Linked DNA regions of Homo sapiens: region 2 is linked to region 1. A link is a contact called in ENCODE Hi-C data. All regions are on one chromosome and are shown on one strand. The core of a region is the stretch at or near the end of the contact, and the rest is flanking DNA. Distances in the headings are between cores, read along the strand shown. Region 1 overlaps LINC01358 (long intergenic non-protein coding RNA 1358). Region 2 overlaps FGGY (FGGY carbohydrate kinase domain containing).

Region 1 (4,902 bases), core at 116-2,615:
ATGTCTAGCTAGGATCATTTAGAAGCAGTGCGACTTCTCAGAGCCTCAGCTTCTTCACCCATGAATTAAATATTAAATTATCTGCTTTATCTGTCCTATAGGGAAGTTGGGAGAATCCAGTGACTCACGGTGTGTGGAAATTTTTTGTAAATTGTAAAACAATACACTTATGTAATTCACAGAATAAGAATAATCAGCAATATGGCTGGAGGAAGGGATTTATAAGGAAAGAAAACACTTAGGCATGTTGGAATATTTAGAGCAGGGTTTGGGGAAGGCCTTAAAGATTCTGACTCTGACTTTTCCATTTAGCTCTCATGATCCCCAGTACCATTTCTCTTGTGAATTCATTGATCTGGTCCAGCCTGGGTTAGGTGCCCCACCTCATGTTCCCAATATCCCACTTACTTAGTAAGATAGCCTTTTAATTTCTGTTAACATCTATCTTCCCAGCCAGGCTGGGAGTTCATTGAAAGCACACATCTTACTTTATTCATTTTGTAGCCTCAGTGTCTAGCACATTATCTGGCACACAGTCGGGATTCAGTAGATGTCTGTTAGTGATAACTGTTTTAATGGCTACTCTTCATGAAGCGCTTACCAGTTGGCAGTCATTTTGATAAGCACTAAACAAGAATTTGCTCATCATCACAACAACCCTTATTCCCATTTTGCAAATAGAAAAAGTGAGTCATAGGAGGCTTAAATAACTCAGTCAGTTTCACTCAACACATGAGCATTGGAGCTAGAATTTAAGCTGAGGTCCTGAGGTTTCTGAGTGCCATATGTTTCTTGTGAATTCATTCACTCATTCATTCCACCAATAATGATCGTGTGCCTGTCTCGTGCCAGGAACCATTACAGGCTGAAGGAATGTGTCTGGAAGAAGTGATAAATGGGATATCAGATAATCTCATGCTCGGTGAAAATGTGAAACGTATGTGTGACCAAAGTACAGAGCATCCCAGAGGTGTGGGCAACTCAGCTGCGGGTGGGGGTGGAGAGAAGCCTCCAAGAGAAGAGGAAGAGAGCCAAGGGCATTCCATCCAGGTAGAAGAAAGGGCAAGTGGGAGGACACCAGGGTGGGGTGTAGCAAGTTGAGTCTGGATGTTGCAGTGAGTCTTCCTGATTAGACAGTGTACTTCTTGAAGGTGGAAACCGTGTCTTAAACATCTCCACTTTCATAACCCTGCACAATGCCTGCATCTGGTTGCTCAGTGAAAGCTTGGTGGATGACTGAGATGGGTTTCTACATTTTGAAAACAGAGCAAACCTCAAATTTCAGAAGAACACTAGAAGGCCGCACGAGAAAATGACTCCAATTTGCAAGGGGCAGCCAAGCATTACCAGAAGGAAATGAATTTGTGTATTTACTAAGAATCTCTTTGCTTGGCTCAGAATATCCTCAGATCTCCATCTCAAACCTGCTCTCCTGTTAAGAGAATGCACGACAAATTCTGTCTAAAGTACTTTGGCTTTTGCAAGTTGCTAGGATATTAATATATTTATCCACAACCACAGACACTTGGCTCAAGAACAGCCCACTCAGCCCTCACTTGAGGCTAGATCATGGGGATTCAATCAACATGAGGTCCTGAAGGGGCTTTTAAGTCAGCCAGGGACGTGGTCATTGCTTGGAGGTGCCACAGCTGAAGTTTTTCTCCAGGTTTGGTGATAAGAAGTTATTTTTGTTAAGTTGATTTGCTTTGGCCTCTTTTGAGGCTTCATATTCAGTTGTGATTTGCACCTGCCTTTTTTAACCTAAAAACACATGTGAAGGAGAGGAATGGAGGCATATTTTCCCACTCCACAGTCCCTGGGCTTCCAAAATGGGGATGCTTTGGGTCTAGATGTCCTCAAGGAAAATAGGACACTTGGGTTTCGGGGCTCATTACGTGGATGTGAAGGAAATATGGCCTAGAACCTGTTGATATTGTAGCCCAAGGGTCACATACTAGAAGACCACTACCTCTACAATGATTTCAGTGGTGGGCGTGGGGAGGGGAAGGGAACAGGCAGGGCTGTCTTTTGTTAAACTGTAGGATATAGGGATGACTCATGACCTATACAGGGCCAGGCATTTAGCTTTCACATGCCTCAAACACAAATCAATTTGACTACACAAGGGGAAAGCAAAATAAACTCACTTCCTGATTATTTTTTCTTTGGAGGGGGGTCTTGCCTTGTTACCCAGGCTGGAGTGTAGTGATGCAATCATGCCTCACTGCAGCCTTGACCTCCAAGGCTCAAGAGATCCTCACACCTCAGCCTTCCGAGTAGCTGGGACCACAAGCATACACCACCATGCCAGGCTATTTTTTTTTTTTTGGGGGGGGGAGACAAAGTCTTGCTATGTTTCCCAGGCTGGTCTTGAACTTTGGGCTCAAGCAATCCTCCCTCCTCAACCTCCCAAAGTGTTGGGATAACAGGCATGAGCCACCATGCCCAGACCTATTCTTTTTTTTTTTTTTTTTGAAGAGCTGCAACCTTCTGTTGGCATCACCAACAAGCATCATTTTTTGAGGCTCTCTTCATATAGACCCTGAGACTACAAAGGCCAGCACTGGTTCCTACCTATCGTGGTTGTATAATAAGTCACAAAGGTGTGCCATCCCACATTCCCACAGAGATGATAAAAAAGAATCTTCCCTCTGACTAAACTTATTACTTAAATGGATAAGTGATTGTCTATCAAATTATTGGCAGCAAGAGTGGCTTAATATCAATACTTCTGAAACTTTATTTTGAGCTGGCAACTACAAAAACATAACTGTCTCATAGCCCATAACCCTTACAATAGCTCAAGTTTTTTTCCTGGTAACTTTAGTAATATAATTGGCAACTAATTTAACCTGGAAGATTTATTGGCAAGTTATATCGCTCAAAACTGCATGTTTATGTCATAGTTTTAACTATAACTTAAAATAATTCTGTATAATGAAATGGGGGATATATATGGGAATAAATTCTATGCCATTGATTTCAATTTGATTTTCCAAATTGTAATGTTTGCCTTTGTGCTATAGGAATAGGATTAAATGGGATAAGACTAGAATTTATAAGGGCTGTATAAGAGGGGAGGGCAGAGATGAAACAACGAGGGTTATGATGATAGTGAATAGCAAAGAGTGAATTCTGTATGTTTTTGCTGTGGCACTGAAGTGAAGAGATACTAGCTTTGGCTGTTCACAAAATAGGACATCATGATTTTCAGTGTTTGAGAGAAAATTGATGGAAAAAGTTTGCAGTACTTGACGTGTATTTGCATGCACAAAATAAAATTATTTGTCCACCTTAAAAAAAAACTGCATGTTCCATGACACTTTACTAAAATATTTATTAGTGGACAGATAACTCCTACTTTAAAAAGTGTTCAGGTCTAAATCATTTGACTATACTCAGTGGTTTATATGAGCTTTCCCCAAAGCTTCCTTTGCCAAACAGAGTCCCCCAAGAAGATCATATGTGTAGAGGAGATCAGTTATCTGACTAACTCTGTGCTTGGTTTTGGCCATGAGGCTGCACAGAATCAAACGGATCATTCATTGATAAACATCATGAGGGTTCTTATAATTTTTTCTGAACATCCTGATTTATGTCTCATAATTTGATTTTAACATTTTAAAATCTTATAAAAACATAAAATTATGGCTTTTTTTTTTTTTTTTTACCATCACCAGTGATGCCTCCAGGCCCCTTCTTTTATTAAAGCCTAAAATGAGCCTTTTTATGTTTTTCACAAAAACACAACAAAACAAGATTCTACTATTCCAGTTCTGTTCTTGTTGAATTTAAGACACAATCTCTGACCTCAAAGTGGCCACAGAGAAAGGGCAGAAAACGATTTTCTGCACTGCACTTTTACCAATGGAAACTGGAGAAACAATACATACTCATGTGAACTCAGGTGTGTTGTAGCAGCTTTGTCAGGTCTGGTATGTTATAGAAATGTCTGTTAATCATATAAGTATAAATAGCATGATAGGCCCACAAAGCAAAGCCAAAATTGTCCATAACTGGTCTTCTGCTAGTTTCCAGACATGATTTCCATACAAGGATCCTCTGCTCCAGCCCAGTTGGAGTTTTCCCAGTGGTGAACACCTCTTCTACATCACCACCTCTGCCCACCTCTGCCTCCTTCATCCCCCTTCTCATCTACCCTGACCCAACCCTCTCCCTCCTTATATGTATTCACTCATTCAATCACGTATTCATTTGTTCTTTTAATTGATATCTACATCTATCCACATCCAATATCCACATCCAACTGGCAAGCAAGTGGTATCTGTTTCCTATTAACCGGAGTAGAAGTCTAAGCGCTTGTGCCCACTGCATGTTGGTATTGAAATTGCCACGAAAAACACAACACAGTCAAGCACTGGATGGAACAGAACTTTACTCACACAGAGAAGAGACAGAGCAAGATCTGCTTCACTAGTGGGTGTCAGTATCCCATGGACAGCAGGTCCATCCCAGTAGCTGACACAGGCCATTGAATGACCCCTCTTATGCTGCAGCAGAAGGGCCCATCCCCTGCCTGCAAAGGACAGATACAGTAGCGAAGTTTCTAAGTGCCATATGATGCATGCCCTTAAGCAAAGCAAAAGAGTACAAACAGAAAAAGATATTCCCACAAAAGGTGATAAGTCCAGCACAGGCTGAGGATTCTTTATTTCTTGGTAAGGAAGTCTTCCAGGCCCAATGCGCATTCTTAGGTGGCCAAGCAGGGGTGGAAAGACGGCATGCAAGAGACTGCCTTTCCCAACATACATCCCCACCTTTATCCACATTTGTACCTGCATCCATATCTACCCATATCCATATCCATTTCCATATCCATGTCTATGTCATCTCCCAGGTTGCTATCACTTGTTTTCAGTTATGTTCATCTGCCTGGTCTTG
Region 2 (5,395 bases), core at 1,073-3,572, 310 kb before region 1:
GAAGATTTTATAAAAAGCAAGCAAGACCCACAAAAGAAAAAATTTTGACTTCATCAAAATTTAAAAATCTTTTTCTTCAAAAGAAACAATTAGAAAACGAAAAGACAAGCTACAGACTGGAAGAAAATATTTGCAAACAACACATCTGATAATATACTTGCATATAAAATATATTTTAAAACTCAAATAATAAGAGGAAAAACAACCCAATGATAACATTGGCAAAAGATGTGGACACTTCTGCAAAGAAAATATACAAATGGCCAATGTACACATGAAAAAGTGCTCAAATCATTAGTCACTAAGGAAATGCAAATTAAAATCACAATAAGATACTACTGCACACTTACTAGAATATTATCACAAAGACTGACAATACCAAGTGTTAGAGAATTGTGGAGAAAGTGATGCCCTTATACATTGCTGATGGAAATGTAAAATACAGCCACATCTTACCACACAACCCGGCAACTTCAATACAAAATATTAACAAACCAAATAAAATAAAATAAAAACATACATCAACACAAAGAATTGTATGTGAATATTCATAGCAGCATTATTGATATTCCCAAGCTGAAAACCAACCAAATATCCATCATAGTTTAACCAACTGTTAAATAAAGTATTGTATATCCATATAACAGAATACTACTCAGCAAGAAAAAGGAACTACTGATATATGTAACAACATGGATGATCCTTAAAAACATTATGCTAAGTGAAAAGAGCCAGATATAAAAGAAAGCACGCTATGTGATTCTATTTATATAAAATTTCTAAAAAGAACACCTATAAAGACAGAAAGCGCCTCTGACTGGGGCTTGGGGTTGACTGCAAACAGGTGTAAGGAAACTTTTGGAGTAATAAGTGTTCTAAAACTGGAGTAGGTGATGATTGCACCACTGTATAAATTTACAAAATAACAGCATTATACATTTACAATGGCTGGATTTTATGATATATAAATCATACATCAAGCTGTTAAATACTTTTAAAACGAGTTGAGCTATGAAAGATAAAATGGAAAGACATCCATGATATATTAGTAAGGTTTTAAAAAAAAGAATATGCAACAAATTGTTAATAGTGGTTGCTCCTGAGGGTGGAACTGCAGGAGGAGGATATAGATTTTACACTTGTTTGTATAATTTTTAAAGTTGTAGAATAATAGATTTATCGATTAATTCTATTTTTTATTTTTGTTTCTATGGTTTCCTTTATAGAAAAAGCATGAGCGACCAGTTTCTATTAACTTAAAACATGACTACAACCTTTTAAATCCCATAAAAGTCAACTCAAAAATGTCCATCCTCATTTAGTGAAATTCACCTTAAAATATATAATTATTTTTTTCCTGTTTGGAAATACCAGATTTATAATTTAGAATTCCATTTCTTACTATTTAACATGTTCCTCAAACAAGAGCTTCACATAATTATGAGAAATGTCCAAAAAAGAAAAGCAGTAATTTTTTTCAAGTCATATTAATAAAGCATTGCCATATATTGAACATCTACTATGTGCCATATGTTTGACATACATATTATTTAATCCTTACAAAGCCCTCCAAAAGAAACATTTAATATTAGTTTTTCATGAAAAACAAGTGGGGGCCGGGTGCAATGGCTCACGCCTGTAATCCCAACACTTTGGGAGGCCAAGACGGGAAGATCACTTGAGGTCAGGAGTTTGAGACCAGCCTGGCCAACACGATGAAACCCCATCTCTACTAAAAAATACAAAAACTAGCCAGGTGTGGTGCCATGTGCCTGTAGTCCCAAATACTAGGGAGGCTGAGGCAGGAGAACTGCTTCAACCCAGGAGGCAAAGGTTGCAGTGACCCAAGACCATGCAACTGTACTCCAGCCTGGGCGACAGAATGAGACTCCATCTCAAAAAAAATAAAACAAAATAAAAGAAGTGGATGATTGGCGAGGGAAAGGGTGAACAGCAGGCACAGAGAGGTTAAGGAACTTGCACTTGTCACACAGCCAGTAGATTGCAGAGCCAGAATTCAAACTCAGTGTCTATTTTCTTTCCATTATACCATACTGCTCACCTCTGTCATCAGATAATTTCCTGTTGCCCAAGAGACTCATCCTGTGGAAAGGACATGTGATCTAGAGAACACTTGCTGCTGACCCATCTGTGACTGCTGGTAGTACCTTGACCCACAGTACCAAGTGAATACCCAGATGCCTTCACCACACTGATCTATCTAGACTTACAGTGTGAGGACCAAACCCATTTCCTGACAGGCAGTATGGCCTCATGACAATGAGTCACAAAGACTTGAATTCAAATCCTAGCTCTGCCACCATGGCTACGTGGCTGAAGGCAAGTTACACAATTCTAGCCATTGCAACTCCTCTCTTGCTTTGCTGGTTCATGTTTCTATAGCATTTACAGGTATGGCTATTTCTGCCTGGAATGTCCTTACAACTTGGCTTGGAAATCACTGGATAGTAGTTAAATCAGCGACTTTGGGGGCAGAAGACCTGAGTCTGAAATCTGGTTCTACTATTTCCGAGTTATATAACTTTGTGAAGTCAGATAAGCAGCTTCCTTGGCAGTACAAAACTATTACCTAAACCTGCATCTCCCAATGATATGAGAATTCAGCAAAATAAGGTGTGATGAGCTCAACATCTGGCATCAGTGCACAGTAAGTAGCAGTTTATATTAGAGCAAATTAGTTGCTTCAAATCTTTCCATGTGGGATACCAATCAATCAATCACCCAGCCCTAACTTCTACTTGCTATGTGGCCCAATTGGCTTCTGTGCCCAGAAAGTGCATGTCTGACTTGGGTAAGCCCATCTCACACAGGTCTGCAGTTAGTCAAAAGAGGACTTGGGTGAGAAAATATAGATGACTCAAACTCCATACCACAAGGCAGTTTGGGAGTAGAAACAAACACAGGATGTGGTGTCCAAAGAACTTCCTTCTGGTGCCAACTCCACCACTTCTAGGTCAGGTAATCCTGCACTAACTCCATCAACTTTCTGAGCCTCAGTTTCCTGAGTGAGAGATACCTCCCAAGTAAGAATCAAAGGCTTTGAATGGGATCAGTGGAGTCTGAAATTACTTTGAAACCAGTAAACCTTTATAGAAAATAGGATAGGAAATGCACTCAATGCCTTATTGTGTTCATGGAATGTTTTTATGTACAAAGCACAGCATGCTTGCTCTCTGTGTCACGTAAGCACATATAAAAATGACAAGCAAAAAGAGTAGGAATAGAAAAAATTGGATAGACTCAAATCTTTCTAAGAATCATGGCGGGAGTAACCTAGTAGGAGCAAGGAAAATATTTTCTTCAATGTATGTTATGAATCCCCTCAACAGACCTACAGAGTGCTCAATATTACAATCATGGCCTTCAGTCACAAAGACTCAGCGTCTCTATCTTTCAAACAGAGACCTCTCACAAGAAACTGGAAGAGTAACTGTGGCATGCATTTAAACCTGATCTAGCTAGGTAGCCACTACTATTTCCCCAGCCTTACAAGGAAATGCCTTATGATCATGCTCATCCACAGCTGAGGAACATCGCCATTCCCAACCCCTCACCCCACACCATCTAAACCATCCCAGAAAGATGACTGTCAGAGTCACACTACCCAGAAGGCCTCTGGGGCTTGACCTGGTGACCTAAGAATTCTTTTTTATATTCTTATTAATGGAAGAAGAAAGCAGCCCAGTAATCTCATTGTAACAGCTTGGAATCAAGAGAATTTCCCTAGCTAGAGAGAAAGCACATTGCTCTTCTAAAGAATTTCCAGAGAAAGAGATTTCTGCAACCTCATTTGGTAACCTGTTCCATGTCTAACAACTGTCAACTCGTAGCTATGGGGCAGCAAACAAATATTTGGGGAAGGGATTGTGTATCACTTTCTTCTTATTGTGGGAAATGGTTCAATTCTGCATGTGTTTTAAATCAGCAAGATCTGCCATATTGGGTGGGGAGATGGTGTTTCTTAGAAACCCTCCAAACTGAGAACTGGAGGGTCAGATGCATACCTGGTTTTATCCTTAGCTCTATTTAGAGCAAGGGTCAAAGCCTGGGGCTTCATAGACATAATCCAGCTTGCAGTAGAGTTCTGAGTGGCAGGTACTGTATTCTTTTAAATCTTGATTTGAATGCCTTTGTCAGCTTTGGGGGCGTGCGAGGAGTTATGCAATCACCAGTTCCCTCAGGCTCCATCACTACCTGTTGGTTACACAGTTCAATCACTCACTTAGCCATAAGTCCTTAGCGAAAATAATCAAGCCCCTTCTAGGGTCAGGCTGTGCAGAATTTTCTCTTCTAGGTATTGGAAAAACAATGGAGAGAAAAACTTTTTTTTTTAATCCTTGCTCTTTTGGAGATTACATTTTAGTAGGGATAGACAATACCCAATAAATCAAATAAATTACATAGTGTAGATATAGTATACTAGCAAGTGATTACTCAGGGGGATTAGGAATGCAAGGAGGAGGTGGTTCCTATGCAAGATGCAAGTGAAATTTGAGGATACACCTGAAAGACATGAGGAGTGGACCTCATGGAAATCTGGGGGAAGAGTGTTCCAGGCAGGGGAACAGCGAGCGCAGAGGTCCTGGGAGGGGGAACAGCAAGAAGACAAATACAGCTTGTGTTGGGGCGTGCATTACCTGGAAGGCCCTTGAAGGCAGTCAATTTTGTAAAAGCTACTCTAGTGACCAGTGAAGTAAATAAACCCAGTCCTAATCCTTTACCTACGTAGCATCCCAGCTTAGGTATGGTATTGCCATTTGATGATAAGATGATGAAATAAAGGCCAAATACTCTCATTTATATCAGTGACCCCAACATTCTGCCAAGAACTGAAACTCAAATAGCCTCTACCTCCTTCCTCTCCATTGTTGCCAAGTCCAGTTACGCCTGCCTTCCTAAAGCCTCTCAGTCTCAGCCCTCCTATTTATTCCTCTGCCAATAGTCTAATCTAGCCATTTATTATTAAAAATATTAAGCACCTATATGTGCCAGACACAGAGAACATATCCTGGTCAAGAGAGACGTGGTCCCAGTCTTCCCAAAGTTTATAGTTTAAAAAAAAAAAAATCTCAGCCTCTGAAACTCATCAGGATGTCTGCCTCCTGACATCCTTAAATTTAGTTTCTTCTCTGCCAGCCATTCTGAATCTGTTGCAAGACTGGTCAATCTCAAACTCAGGATGATTCTAGAGGAGCTCCCCATTGGTCTGAGCCAGCTGTCTCACCTACCCCTGTATCGTCAATTCTAGCCTCCCTTTCCTTCTTCCTATTAGAAACCACCTATTACAGCTAGGATTCGATCCTTGATGTTCCCATCTCAGCGCTTCTGACCATTCTATTCCTCCAGTTCCAATTGTCTTCTCTTAAGAGTTCAA

Evidence for each region. Hi-C counts contacts between places; a loop is a spot of excess contacts on that map. Pooled maps may share reads with other maps.
Region 2: a loop to region 1 is called in a pooled map, with 1.8 times the contacts of the local background. The contact joins two enhancer-like sites. A Hi-C loop is called at or near these places in 2 of 37 single-sample maps with no recorded cell type and 2 of 50 pooled maps.

Annotation. Positions count from the first base shown.
Region 1 is chr1:59,022,619-59,027,520 of GRCh38, reverse strand. All of the region lies in intron 2 of LINC01358 (long intergenic non-protein coding RNA 1358), which reads right to left. Among named protein-coding and RNA genes, the nearest start is that of LINC01358, 4.6 kb to the right of the region's middle. RefSeq lists an enhancer at 879-938. Within about 2 kb of position 1,365, at least 4 of the 41 ENCODE cell types and tissues checked have a DNase peak (open chromatin) inside an H3K27ac peak, as active enhancers do.
Region 2 is chr1:59,330,663-59,336,057 of GRCh38, reverse strand. All of the region lies in intron 2 of FGGY (FGGY carbohydrate kinase domain containing), which reads right to left. Among named protein-coding and RNA genes, the nearest start is that of FGGY, 36 kb to the right of the region's middle. Within about 2 kb of position 2,322, at least 3 of the 41 ENCODE cell types and tissues checked have a DNase peak (open chromatin) inside an H3K27ac peak, as active enhancers do.